Linked DNA regions of Homo sapiens: region 1 is linked to region 2. Evidence: chromatin contacts called from ENCODE Hi-C data. All regions are on one chromosome and are shown on one strand. Each heading gives the region's core, a stretch centred on a gene start or an enhancer-like site at or near the end of the contact. The rest is flanking DNA. Distances are from core to core; before and after follow the strand shown.

What was found. A loop is a pair of places that touch in the nucleus more often than their neighbours do. Pooled maps may share reads with other maps.
Region 1: a loop to region 2 is called in a map with no recorded cell type, with 14 times the contacts of the local background. The contact joins the promoter of ZNF576 here to the promoter of ZNF230-DT in region 2. A Hi-C loop is called at or near these places in 2 of 37 single-sample maps with no recorded cell type and 8 of 50 pooled maps.

What each region holds. Positions count from the first base shown.
Region 1 is chr19:43,593,261-43,600,163 of GRCh38, forward strand. ZNF576 (zinc finger protein 576) reads left to right here and starts at 3,335. Exons shown (of 3, transcript NM_001145347.2): 1 at 3,335-3,483; 2 at 3,834-3,933; 3 at 5,571-6,903. The coding sequence starts at 3,849. The coding sequence ends at 5,998. IRGQ (immunity related GTPase Q) reads right to left here and starts at 2,874. Exons shown (of 3, transcript NM_001007561.3): 1 at 2,722-2,874; 2 at 1,549-2,080; 3 at 1-107. The coding sequence starts at 2,078. RefSeq lists enhancers at 1,498-2,294, 2,480-2,549, 2,950-3,369.
Region 2 is chr19:43,999,024-44,005,390 of GRCh38, forward strand. It overlaps ZNF230-DT (ZNF230 divergent transcript), which reads right to left and starts at 3,847. Exons shown (of 3, transcript NR_110727.1): 1 at 3,242-3,847; 2 at 1-209. ZNF230 (zinc finger protein 230) reads left to right here and starts at 3,934. Exons shown (of 5, transcript NM_006300.4): 1 at 3,934-4,084. RefSeq lists an enhancer at 3,697-4,206.

The DNA.
Region 1 (6,903 bases), core at 2,085-4,584, 410 kb before region 2:
CCCACGACAGCGCAGCCTCAAGGCCGCCGGTCTCAAAGGCCTCACGCACAGCCTCTAGCTCTGCTGCACCCAACACCTCGAAGCCATCCTGCGCCGGTGGCAGGAGCCTGTGGGGACAAGAAGGGACAGGGTCAAAGGTAGAAGAGGGGCTGGGTGACATGGACTGGGCTATGATGACAAGGGCAGAGCTTTCCTAATGATCCCAGAATGGGGCAGGGGTAGGAAAGGGAAGGGCCAGACTGATGGCACAGCAAATAGAAACCAGATAGGGAGAGGCAGTGATGATATGGGTGGGGCTTCAAGCAATAATGGAGTCTTGATTATTGGACGGGTGGACATAAGGTCAGGTTTCCCACCCCAGCCTAAAATGGGGATTGGGCTAAAACTTCCATGGAATACAGTATTTGGGGGCGGGGTTTTTCCAAGGGTCGGCTGTGCTGGGTGGGACAAAGCTCACAGAGGGTGGGGCCTAGAACAAAGAATCGCAACTGTATTGTGGCCTAAACACAAGTCCAGCACTATTTGAGACAAGGTCCCCAAGGGCACTCTTTTCAGGGGCTGGGCCTAAGGAGGGTCAGTGAGGGGAGAAATCTCATCTACCAGTTCTTACCAAGGGGGAGTGGCTAAGGTGACTCCCGGGCAGGTGAGGCTAAGGAAAAAAGATGACAGTGTACTGGGACAAGGGACTGTCCCTCTCTGAGCCTCGTTTTAAAGTCTTTAAAATGAGGAGGCTGGCAGGTGGTAGAGCAAATCCAGGAGGTAGCCAGCAAGTGGGCACAGAAACAAGAGGGAGCTGGAGAAAGGAGGTAGATGAGGATGCCCCAAAATAATAAAGCTCATTGCGGGTGTGGCTTTAGGTGCTTGAAAACAAAACTGATGGTGGGGAGGGCTCAAAGATTAGAGTTTTCAGGTAAAATCTTCCAGGGGGCTGGGCAGAGAGTCTCACGACTGTAATCCCAGCACTTTGGGAGGCCAAGGAGGGTGGATCACCTTGGTGGGGGCAGGGCCTGGAAAAAGGAGCCTCAGGGCCCCAGCAGATAAAGTGTTAAGCCTTTCCCTTTTAATTCTAGGGCTTTGGGAAGCCTGGGTGGGGGCATGGCTTGAGGCCAAGAGTTCAAGACCAGCCTGGGGAAACAGTGAGATGCTGTTTTGCAGCCTGTAGTATTAGCTACTCTGGAGGCTGAGGCAGGAGGATCATTTGAGCCCAGGAGGTGGAGGCCGTCAGTGAGCTAGGATCGCGGCACTGCACTCCAGCCTGGGCGACAGAGTGAGAACCTGTCTCAAAAAAAAAGGCCGGGTGTGGTGGTTCACGCCTGTAATCCTAGCACTTTGGGAGGCTGAGGCGGGAGTATTGCTTAAGGCCAGGAGTTCAAATTCAACCTAGCCAACATAGCGAGACCCTGTCTCTCAGGAAAAAAAAAAAAATAATAATAATAGAGCTAAGCCTTGCCCCAAACTCACTGGGGGAGGGATCTCATGGACCTCCATGGTCGCACCTAGGTGCCTAGGGTCTCGACTAACGGACCCAGCCAGAAAGCCGGCACTCACCTCCGCAGCGCTTCTGCCTGGCTCTGCAGCGCCGCCCGGAGGCGCTCTAGCTCCTCGCAGCCGTCGCTGCTGCCGCAGTTCGCCGGTAGCACAAACAGATCCGCAGCTCCTAACCCCGCGCTGTTCAGCAGAGCTGCTGTCTGATCACGGGCCTGGGCGGCAGTCTGTGAATCCCCAGGACGGAGGTTCCGCACAGCCAGTAGCGGGGTCCCTCGGGCCAGGGCGGCCAGCGCTGCCTCTCCCAGGGCTGGAGCCAACGGTTCCCCGTTCCCCTCGGGTCCGGGCAGCACCAGTACCAGCACGTTGGCTTCCGCCGCCCAGGGCCCCGGCGCTGCGGGTGGGCAGCTCAGCTCGCCCAGAAAAAGGCCTGGGCCCGCAGCTCTTAGGCTGGGAACCCCGGAGTCCGGCCGTCCCTCGGGGGCCTCGAGCGTCTCCACATCCTTGTCGCACAGCGCTGCGATCAGCGCGGACTTCCCCAAGCCCGGAGGCCCCAGGAACAAGGCGGTCACGTCACCCTGCGGCGGAGGCATGGCTGGAAAGCAACGGGTAGAGAAGACCTGGGTCAGGGAGCACCTAGCCTTTTCCTTTCCTAGCCGCCCCACTCGGAACCCAGGCCTCAGTCCTTCACCCTGTCCCCTTCGGTTCTTGAGTGTCACTCTCCAGGACCTAAAAAATCCAGAGCCCAGACCCTATTCCCCCAGAATCCCAGGCGTCCTGTCTGTCCGCCCTCCCTCTAGATGGAAACGTTTCCCTTTCTGCTTCAAAAACTCTGAAATCAGGCGCGGTGGCTCATGCCTGTAATCCCAGTGCTTTGGGAGGCCGAGGCCGGAGGATCGCTTGAGGCCAGGAATTCGAGACCAGCCTGGCCAACATGTGGGGGGACTCTCTGGTAGAGTCTCCGTCTCGATAAAAAATAAAATTTAGCCGGGCATGGTGGTGTGCGCCTGTAGCCCCAGCTACTCGGAAGGCTGCGGCGGGAGGATCGCTTGAGCCCAGGACTTGGAGGCTGCAGTGGGCCGTGATCACACCACCGCACTCCAGCCCAGGCGACAGAGCAAGACCCTCTCTGAAAAATAAATAAAAATAAAACCTCAGAAATCTGGCTTCCAGTCCCTCCTCCCTCGGACACATTGTTATTTTCATCTTTCCCCTTCCCCCTTCCAAATCACCAACCGAGCAAAAAGCCGACCCACGGGAGAGAGCGCAGTCGGTGGCAGTAGGTCAGCAGCTGAGAAGCCCGGCCCCTGGGCCGCGGCGGACGGAGGCCGAAGAGGCCAGGGAGCGGTGATTTAGAGATGCCGGGACCCGTCCCGGTAGCTTTAACCTGACGTCACTCCCTCTCCCAAGGGGGTGTGTCTTGGAAGGCCGACAGCAGAGACCCAGCCCTTCGCCGCGCCTGCGCAGAACGGCCGAAGTGTGCACGCCCCTCTTTGGCGGCCTCAGGGCCTAGAACAATGAATGAGTCAACGCGCCTGCGCGCCACGAGAGCCTACCCACGCATGCGCAAAAGGCTTAGCTAGCTAAGCCGCGGGAGGCTGAACGTCATCAAACGCGCCATAGGGCAGAGAAGGACCCCTCCCGTTATTTTGAGGACCGGGCTGGTGCGACTATACTACTGCCGGATGGCAAATCCGGGATCTCGGCTCCGAGAGGCTCATCTGGCAAAAGGGCGCGGAAACCACGGGGGCCCTGAGACTGAGTGGTCCCTATCCCACTTCTCTCTGGGGCGGCGCTGTAGCCAGCGGCTGACAGGCGCAGCGAAAGGCAGCCCTCTGCTGTAAGGAGGAAAACTGAGGCCTGGGAGCAGGAACCTGTAGGCAGCGCTTGAGGGTAGCGGGATAGCAGCTGCAAGCGCGCGTGGGAGGCGGGGGCTCTGGGCGGAACAAAAATCACAGGATGTCAGAGGATGTTTCCCGGGAAGAACTGGGATAAAGGGTGGGTATCACTACCTGCCCCAAGACACTTGAGATTGGGATGACGCTGGTGTCAAAGATCAAGGCTTCCACGCTGAGTTCAGGGAGTTAGTTTGATGCAGCAGGTCATAGGTCACACCAGTGAGAAGACTCTAGGGGAGTCCCAAACCCAGGAAATCCAGTCCTTTGGGAGGTTTGAAGCTTCTTTTAGCAAGAACTCCATCAATTAGAGTTCAAGGAGATAGTATGTCGTAGGGGTCAAAGGCAGGCAAGGAGAGCCTCTGGCGATGTCAAAGGTCATAGACTTAGGGTGCCCTCTAAGACTGGTAACAGATGAACAGCTTCACTTATGCACGCTCCTCTCCTGACTAGAAGGGTCCCAGCACCATGGAGGACCCGAACCCTGAAGAGAACATGAAGCAGCAGGATTCACCCAAGGAGAGAAGTCCCCAGAGCCCAGGAGGCAACATCTGTGAGTACACATGGCTGGCGGGCTAGAGGAGGGTGGGGTGCAGGAGCTGATGCTAAGATCTCTGTGGCACTTCGGTGTCCAAGGCGCCACAGAGTTTTGCCTGTTGAGAAGGGGCTGTAATGGTCCCTGAGCTGCTCTAGCAGGAAGTGCATCTCCTCACACCAGCTTATGTGGCCAGAGTACTCACCCTCCTCTGGCCACATAAGCAGGATTGCAATGCTTATGCATTCAGAGGGATAGGGTGGCTTCCAGGAGAGGCTTGGGTTGGAGATGTGGCTGGGAATGGTTCTATTGGGAGAGAAACCCCAAGATTCTGGTCCCAACTCTGCCCTAGACTTTCAGTGTAACTTGGGCCTTGGTTTCCTTGACTGTCAAAAGAGGGTGGTACTTCCCACCTCACAGGGTGGGTATGGGATTAACTGCAGCAAAGGGGAAAGCTAGGGGTTAATGATGGTAGCCAGTTTGACATGTAATAGCAACACCTCCTGCTCAGTGTTTTATTATGAGCTAGGTGTATTTATTCTCATATTATGAACCATTTTAACATTCATTATCTCATTGAGTCCTTCTAATAATAGGCCCTTTAAACTGGGAACTGAGGCAGAGAGAGGTATTTGTAACAAGAGCTGTAGTCTCAATGCCCTTGAGCCAGAGACTACCAGGAACACACCTGCAGTTGAACACGTTGGGTTTCTCACTGCAATGAACACAGACCATGGGGGGACTGTGGGGTGTCTCACTAAGAATGGTAAAAACGACACAGGATTTGGGCTTGTGGGTGGTGATTTTGGGGAAGGTTCAAGCAAAATTGTTTTGCTCTGGATTGGATGCTACCAGGAAGCAGGGGCAATTCTATGATTGGCTATCGTAATAAATCTTACCCAGAAGGAGGAAGGAAGGAGGCGAGGCTCAAGCTCTGACTGATAAAGCAGCAGCAGACATTCACATTAGCCAGGATAGGAGGATGTTTGGTCATTTTTCTGCTTGGACAGTATTCATATTTTGTCTGTGCTCAGACATTATGATGATGTAGTCTTGTCTTGATTCATTTTAGTCACAGCGTGGCCTTGTCTGTCCTTGATATTCTGTGAAAATTTATGTTCAACAGAACACCAAGGTCTAGCTGTGAGTACCAGGCCAGATCCTGGATGTCGGGCTGGATTTCTCTGTATCATTAGTCATAATTGCAAATGACTGTACAGCAATTCATTTATTCCTTCCAACGGTCCTATGGAGTAGATACTGTTATTAGCCCATTTTCCAGATAAGGAAACTGGTGTAATTGCCTAGGAAGTGGTGGAGGTGAGATTCAATCCCAAGCAGTCTGGCTCCAAAGGCTGTGCTGTAATCACCATACCCCTCTGTTGGGCAGGCTGACTCTCTGGGTTCCAACCCTGGCTCCACCATTTCCTTTCCTAGCCTCATGACTATGGGCAACTTGCCTAACCTCTTTGAATCTCAGTTTGCTCATCCATAAAATAGGTGCAAGAACAGTTCTCCTGTTTGGTTGTCCAGCATTAGCATAGAACCTAGCACATAACACATTCAATGTTAATTGTTGGTGTGATTCTGGGGTTCAGGAAGAGGTCTTGGAGACTCCTGCTGGCCTCCCCTGACCTCTCCCCCACATTCCTCAGGCCACCTGGGGGCCCCGAAGTGCACCCGCTGCCTCATCACCTTCGCAGATTCCAAGTTCCAGGAGCGTCACATGAAGCGGGAGCACCCAGCGGACTTCGTGGCCCAGAAGCTGCAGGGGGTCCTCTTCATCTGCTTCACCTGCGCCCGCTCCTTCCCCTCCTCCAAAGCCCTAATCACCCACCAGCGCAGCCACGGTCCAGCCGCCAAGCCCACCCTGCCGGTTGCAACCACTACTGCCCAGCCCACCTTCCCTTGTCCTGACTGTGGCAAGACCTTTGGGCAGGCTGTTTCTCTGAGGCGGCACCGCCAGATGCATGAGGTCCGTGCCCCTCCTGGCACCTTCGCCTGCACAGAGTGCGGTCAGGACTTTGCTCAGGAAGCAGGGCTGCATCAACACTACATTCGGCATGCCCGGGGGGAGCTCTGAGTGCAGCTTAAGCCTCTCCACGGTGACGGGTGGCTCTGTGGCTGGTAGGACTCACCCATGATATGGGGTGCAGGAACTCTGGGGGCCCTGAAGGATTTGCTTCCCTCCCCTGGGAAGGCAGAGGGCTCTTAATAAAGAGGACCCAGAAGATTCTTATTTAGAGCTTCAGTCTTTGGAGCACACAGGGCCTTCGTGAGACAGTGAAATCAGATAATAATGAGATCTTTTGTTAAAAAAAAAAAATGGGAAGGGAGTGCGGGAGAGAAATGGTTTGTGTCTCCCTTATTCCCAGTTAAATACCTAGCTGCAGATTGTGCCATCACCCTTCATTCTTCCCAGATGGATGCCATGGGCTATGGGAGCAAATTGCCCTGGACCTTTGCCTGAATGGGGGCAGGAAAGGTGAGGTGTTGCTGGCCTGTAATGCCACCAGGTGAGTTCCAGATGTGGAGCAACTTGGGCTTTTGGGGATGGGGCAGCAAAGTTGGGAGCTGGACCCCAATTGAGTGGGGGTAGCAATTGGAGTCCTTGTGTCTCTTTTCCACCCCCTGCCATCCTCACTTAGAGGGGCCATGGCACTAGATGGCACTAGTCCCCCGATAATTTATGTCTCGTTGAAATAATTTTGTATATCATTCTAGTCCTGAAATATTTTTTTCATATGTGTAGGTGAAATGGTATGAATAAGCTAACAGGAATAGTATCTAAAAACAGAAAACATCCATATTAAAATGTCTAAACAGGGAGCTCTGGCTTTTGAGTGGGAATTTCCAGAGAACATAAGGGTGTGGGCAGGTGGGGGAACTCAGGCCAGAGTTGGCCTCGCTTTGTGGGGAAACTGGTTTGGAATCAAACAGAGATACCTTCTGTTTCGGGTTTTATTTGGCCAACACTGGGAGATTTCC
Region 2 (6,367 bases), core at 2,597-5,096:
GTCTTCAACTTCAGAATGTCCACATTGGAGAGAAGCCTCAGTAATGTGTGTAATAAAGTCTTTACTCAGTTTTCATGACTACAGTCTCACCTAAGCATTCACAAAGGGGAGAAACATTAAAATATGAGGCACATAGAAAGCAGTTCCTTTTGAGTTTGTATCTTGTAATTTATCACAGAATCCATGCTGATGATACATTTCATCCAGTCCTGTAGGAGAAAAAACATTTAAGTTAAAGCCTGTTTCAGCCATAGCTCAGCATACCCCAGTGGTCCTGGGACTGTCACAGTGGAGAACCCTTGTAAGTTGTGCAGTAGGGCTTCAAACAAAAGTTTGACAGTTACAGTTATTCAGGAGACAGACCTTAAGAGTTCATTCATGCATTTACAAAACGAATCATGAACATATCAAAGTTGATTACCACTAGAATGTCAGTGACATGTGTTTTCTGCTGCATCTTCACAACTTTAACACTGATTATCACTTTGTGTTCACTATGTGTTAAATGAATTAAAAGGAGCAAACGCGATGTTTTTAAATTGTATCTAAGAGAGGAAATCTACAAATAATTCAGGGACACCTGAGTTGAAATGCAGAGTACACTAAATACTGCAGTTCACAGCATTATTTTGATAATATCTGTTCACACTTGGTTCCTGTCTTCCCCTCCTCCTCTATTCCGAAGTTGCATTCTTAGTATTTGTGGCTTTGTGTAGTGTTCCATTGGTTGAATACAATATAAATTCAACAATAATTTGTAATTTTTCTCACACTACAGGCTGAAAACGTTGTAATAAATTCAATAAAACATCTTAATAAATTCAAAAGTTTAATACCATAAAAGTCTTTTCCAATTATAATCTAGATCACAAAAGCTGAAATTCAATCACATCATGAAAAGTGGAAAATTCACAAGTATGTGGAAACTAAACACACTCTTTATATATATATGTGTATATATATGTATGTATATATATGTATATGTATGTGTATATATATGTATGTATATATATGTATATATGTATGTGTGTGTGTATATATATATATATATATATATATATATATATATATATATACCCACCCTGTGTCCAAGTGTTCTCATTGTTCAATTCCCACCTATGAGTGAGAACATGCGGTGTTTGGTTTTCTGTCCTTGTGATAGTTTGCTCAGAATGATGGTTTCCAGCTTCATCCATGTCCATACAAAGGACATGAACCCATCTTTTTTAATGGCTGCATAGTATTCCATGGTGTATATGTGCCACATTTTCTTAATCCAGTCTATCATTGGTGGACATTTGGGTTGGTTCCAAGTCTTTGCTATTGTGAATAGTGCCACAATAAACATACGTGTGCATGCAGCACACTCTTAAATAATATGTCAGAGTACATCAGGAGTGAAATTAGGAAATACCTTAGACAACTGAAAATGAAAACAATGGCCAAAACTTTTGGAATGAGGCAAAAGCAGTAGGAGGAGGGAAATTTATATCTGTAAATGCTTATATTAAAGAAGAAAGATCTGACATCCACAGCCTAATTTTATTTTCATGAACTAGAAAAGGAGAATCTTACAGAAAGTGATTAGGAGGGAAATAATAAAGATTAAAGTATTAATAAATAAAATACAGAAGAAGAATACAAAGAAAATCAACCAAACCAAGAGTTGATTATTCTGAAAGACTAACAAAATTGTGAAAACTTTAGCAGGACTGACTAAAAAAGACTCAAGTAACTAAAAGTGGGGACATTATTACCCATTTTTACAGAGGTGAGCCACAGCGCCCAGCTTCATTTTTGTATAAGGTGTAAGGAAGGGGACCAGTTTCAATCTTCTGCATATGGCTAGCCAGTTATCCCAGCAGCACTTATTGAATAGGGAGTCCTTTCCCTGTTGTTTTTGTCAGTGTCATCAATGGCATGGTTTGGATGTGTCCCCACCCAAATCTCAGCTTGAATTGTATCTCCCAGAATTCCCACATGTGGGAGGGACACCACAGAAAGTCAGAATTATTAATTAAAAGGGAAACAGAACTAAGAATTTTAAAAATTCACAGCCTATCTACTTTGGAAAAAAAAATTAGAAAACCTGTTCTGGATAAAACAACGGTAGAGATAAGCAACTGATTTAGGAGATTAGTTTGGATTGGTCATGTCAACAGAAGCCAGGACCTGCTGTCCATTAACACTGGAAGAATGACCCCAAAGGCATCTAGGAGATCATAGAGGCTGCTCCTCCCAACACAGACCCAGAGTGCACGGACCTGGGAAGCAGAAGGGACCTTTGATGCCAAGTGCCCCTAACCTTTTAGGCTCAGTTCCCTGCATGCTACGATTGAGTGTGTCAATACATCTTATCTTTCGGGAAGGCAGAGTAGATCAAGGATACAGCTATAACTGGCATATGAATAGTGATCACTCAATTTTCAGAGAGCGGATGTTTGGCATCAAAAGTTTGGCACAGTCACCTTATTTTTGTGTCTAAACAAAATTTTGAAAAGTTTTTAGTTTAGAAAAATAGGTAAACAGTAGACTCCATTTTTTTTAAAAAGAAGAATATTGGTTTATAGGCCAATGTATGTTTATAGGGAGAAAAAAAGTTACCTTCAAAAGAGCAGGTTTTTAGATGAATTGTTTCCTAATTTAGCTTTATACTGTTATTATTTTTTAACCAATGCCAGTTTTTAAATTGCTAACTATAATAAAGAAATTATGTTTCACCAAGAAATAAGAAGAAACTTAAAAAAAAAAATCTTTAATTATTGAGGTATCTGTTGCCTAGGCTGGAGGGCAGTGGTGGCATCATAGCTCACTGCAGCCTCAATCAAACTCCTGGGCTTCAGCAATCCTCCCACCTCAGCCTCCTGAGTACTTGGAACTTGTAGTCCCAAGATCAGGCCACCATGCCTGGCCAGTTAAAAAAAAATTTTTATAGAGACGAAGTCTCCCTGTATTTCCCTGTCTGGTCTCCAATTCCTGAGCTCAAGGGAACGTCCTGCCCTGGCCTCCCAAAGGGTTGGCATTACAGGTTTGAGCCACTGCGCTTGGCCAGGAAGAAAACTCTTTATAAGACATGCTCCTTCACCTATAGAATCCTCCCGTTTTACTGCATTTACAATCTCAATGTAAGATTGATACCAATGCCTAGCTCTTCATCAGTCATTATTGCTCTGAGGTACTGAGCAATTCACTACATTCGCTGAAATTTGATGTTTCTACATCTAAGGAGAAATATGAATACCATGAAAAGTTTATGGGAAGATAGCTATTCCATGACGACACCGCTTCTCCACTAGTAGCTGTGATCTTAAATGGGGGTGGCTTTTCCTGCCAAACCAGTGGTCCCACAGCTTCTGGAGTAGGGGCTGGTGTCTTCCTGCTCCTCATTGCCCCTGCCAAACCATTCCACCTGGCTCATCCTTTAAACCGTTAGTTTTAACCTCCCATCGTCAGATTATCCTAATCCTTGAAGATTTTATCTCCTCGTTTGTTCTCTTCCCAATAACACTCCTGTCATCGTGGGAGGCGTTTAGACTTCAGGAATTCCTGTCTATACACTATTTTCGCTCAAAGACTCAGGAAGAGAGACGGACGACTCACAGGGTCACAGTCCACATTCCCCACCAGGCGCTCAGAGATATGGAATACGTTCCCGGTGGGCACTGCGGTGTGTGTAGTCAAGGACCACCGCGGAGTCCAACGCTTCCCGCTGAAGAGTGAGATTATAGACATTTTCCTTTGGCATTGGAGGAAGCGGAGTCCAGACACACTCTGAGTCGCGGGCAAGTTGGCTCAGGCGGGTGGACGAGTGAATTCTGGGAACTGTAGTCCATCAACTTCATGGAATGGCGGACCCTTTGGCTCAAGCAGTTGAACCGGGGAATTCTGGGAAGTGGAGTCCAGACGCTCTGTGGAGACGCGAGCACTTCCGGTGTGTGAGCCTGCGGTTGCTACATAACCGCGTAGTTTGAGCCATTTCTGCGTCTGGCGGGTCCTTCTGAACTTGTCACCTTCGCTTGGGGTCGCAACGACCCGATGATCGATGATCCAAGCAAGGGAAAAGAAGCCTTGGCGGAGAGCGGAGGTTTGGTGGGGGCGGGGAATGGGGTTTTTTTCCCGTCCACGGAAGCTTTCTGGGATGGGGGTGCTGTGCTCGCATCCCGGGGGTTGGAATTGGCGGGGTCCTCTGTGCCCTGCTGTGAGCGTTTCCAGGACTTTGACCTCGCTCAGCCTGCCTCTCTCCACCCTACCTGTGCGACCGCTTTCTCGCAGTGTGACGTGGAGTGTTACTCAATGTCCTTATACTTTCCATTGCTGTTTTTGGTAATGGGGACATTAGAACCATCCTAGTAGAATCGTTTTTGGGAACTGAAAGAGATAACGCAAATGAGAACCTTAAAGCAGTCCCTGTCACTTGGTGACTGGTGGTCTCTTGTTAACTTCCCGAAGAGGTCAGGTCCCCGGGTGGAGTCATAGCTTCAGCTGCAGGGGCCCTGGTCCTTCTCCCTAATCCCTGCAGGACGCTGGATGATCCCGGGAGGCCTTCTGACCTCTTTTTAGGAAAGCGAGTTGCGTCCGCTTCCACGAAGGGCGGGGAGCATTTAACTTTTATGGGGGACCGCGATGCAGTCAGGGTATTTCACAACTTTCGCCTTCCCCAGCCTGACCTTTCTAAAAGAGCTGCAGGGAGGGGACTTCTTGGCTACTGAGGGCAAATCTCTATGTGATTGGTCCTTGGCTTTTTTCCTTTATAGAGATGTTCACCCAACCGAGAGTGTGTCCTCGGGAATGGGTGTTGATAATCATTAAGCCGTAATTGGTAACTTCATTCTAAGTGCTTTATACAAATAAATTTAGGCCACACTGTGGCTCTGTGAAGTATTGCTTTTCTTTGTTTTAAAAATGAGAGTGAGACACAGGGTGCATAGCAGCCAACTAGTGAGAGGTAGAGCTGGGGTTGGCACCTAGGCAGTCCAGGTCAGAGCCTGAGTTGATCACCTCTTGGATACATTCTCATTGAGGCAGAGGAACTAGCTGGACTCGTAGGGAAAGCAAGTTAGGACCTGATTGAAAGGACGTTGAGAGCAAGGCTCGTGGGCTTGGACGTCTAGGAATTTTTAAAAATTTCTCAACTATTTTGTTTCATGTTTTCCAAGTATTTCGTACTGTTGTGGAACTGTATCATTGTGGAAAAGTCTGAAATAGGAGAAATGAGAGTAGAAAAAGTTTTTTAATTACCCATGTATCCAAGATGTAAAGGTAGTAACTGTTAAGCTTCTAATTGATTTCTTTTGTCTTTCTTTGTGTCTACTTCTATATTTGTTGATAAACATTTTTTTAAAAATTGTTATATTTTAATGTGTTTTCCCATATGTCTTTTAACTATAGAAAATTTTAAATATTGCTAATAGAGACTAAACTAGTGAGGCTGGTTGTGGTGGCTCATGCCTATAATCCCAGCACTTTGGGAGGCCAAGGCAGGTGGATCACTTGAGGTCAGTAGTTTGAGACCAGCCTGGCCAACATGGTGAAACCCCATCTCTACCAAAAATACAAATATTAGCCGGGCGTGATGGCACGTGCCTGTAGTCCCAGCTACTCTAGAGGCTGAGGCAGGAGAATTGCTTAAACCCGGGAGGTGGAGGTTGCAGTGAGCCAAGATCACGCCACTGCACTCCAGCCTGGGCAACAGAGTGAGACTCAAAAAAAAAAAAAAAAAAAAGAATAAACTAGTGAACTGCCATATTATATAATGCTCAATTTTATTATTCCCATTATCCTTATGACTATTTCCTGATATCTAAAATATTTTTGCTGGGCGCGGTGGCTCACGCCTGTAATCCCAGCACTTTGGGAGGCCGAGGCGGGTGGATCACGAGGTCAGGAGATCGAGACCATCCTGGCCAACATGGTGAAACCCCATCTCTACTAAAAAAAAAAATACAAAAAATTAGCTGGGCATGGTGGCAGGCAGTTGTGGTCCCAGCTACTCCAGAGGCTGAGGCAGGAGAAAGGCGTGAGCCCGGGAGGCGGAGCTTGCAGTGAGCGAGATCGCGCCACTGCACTCCAGCCTGGGCTAGGGAGCGAGACTCTGTCTCAAAAAAAAAAAAATTAAAAACTAAAAACAAAATAAAATATTTTCATCTTTATATCATTTAAAAGCTATAGAAAAGTTGCAAAAATAGTATAAGGAGTTCTCATACTCTATCCAAATTTGCCAATTGTTTACATTTTTCCTGGTTGCTTTGTTGATGACCATCAGCCAAATACCACCAGGAACATAACTAACCAGAGACAGCTGATTATGGCTTTCTGCAGCAAGGAAGCCCACATACCATGGTAAATGTGGGGTGTGTTGGTAAGAGGT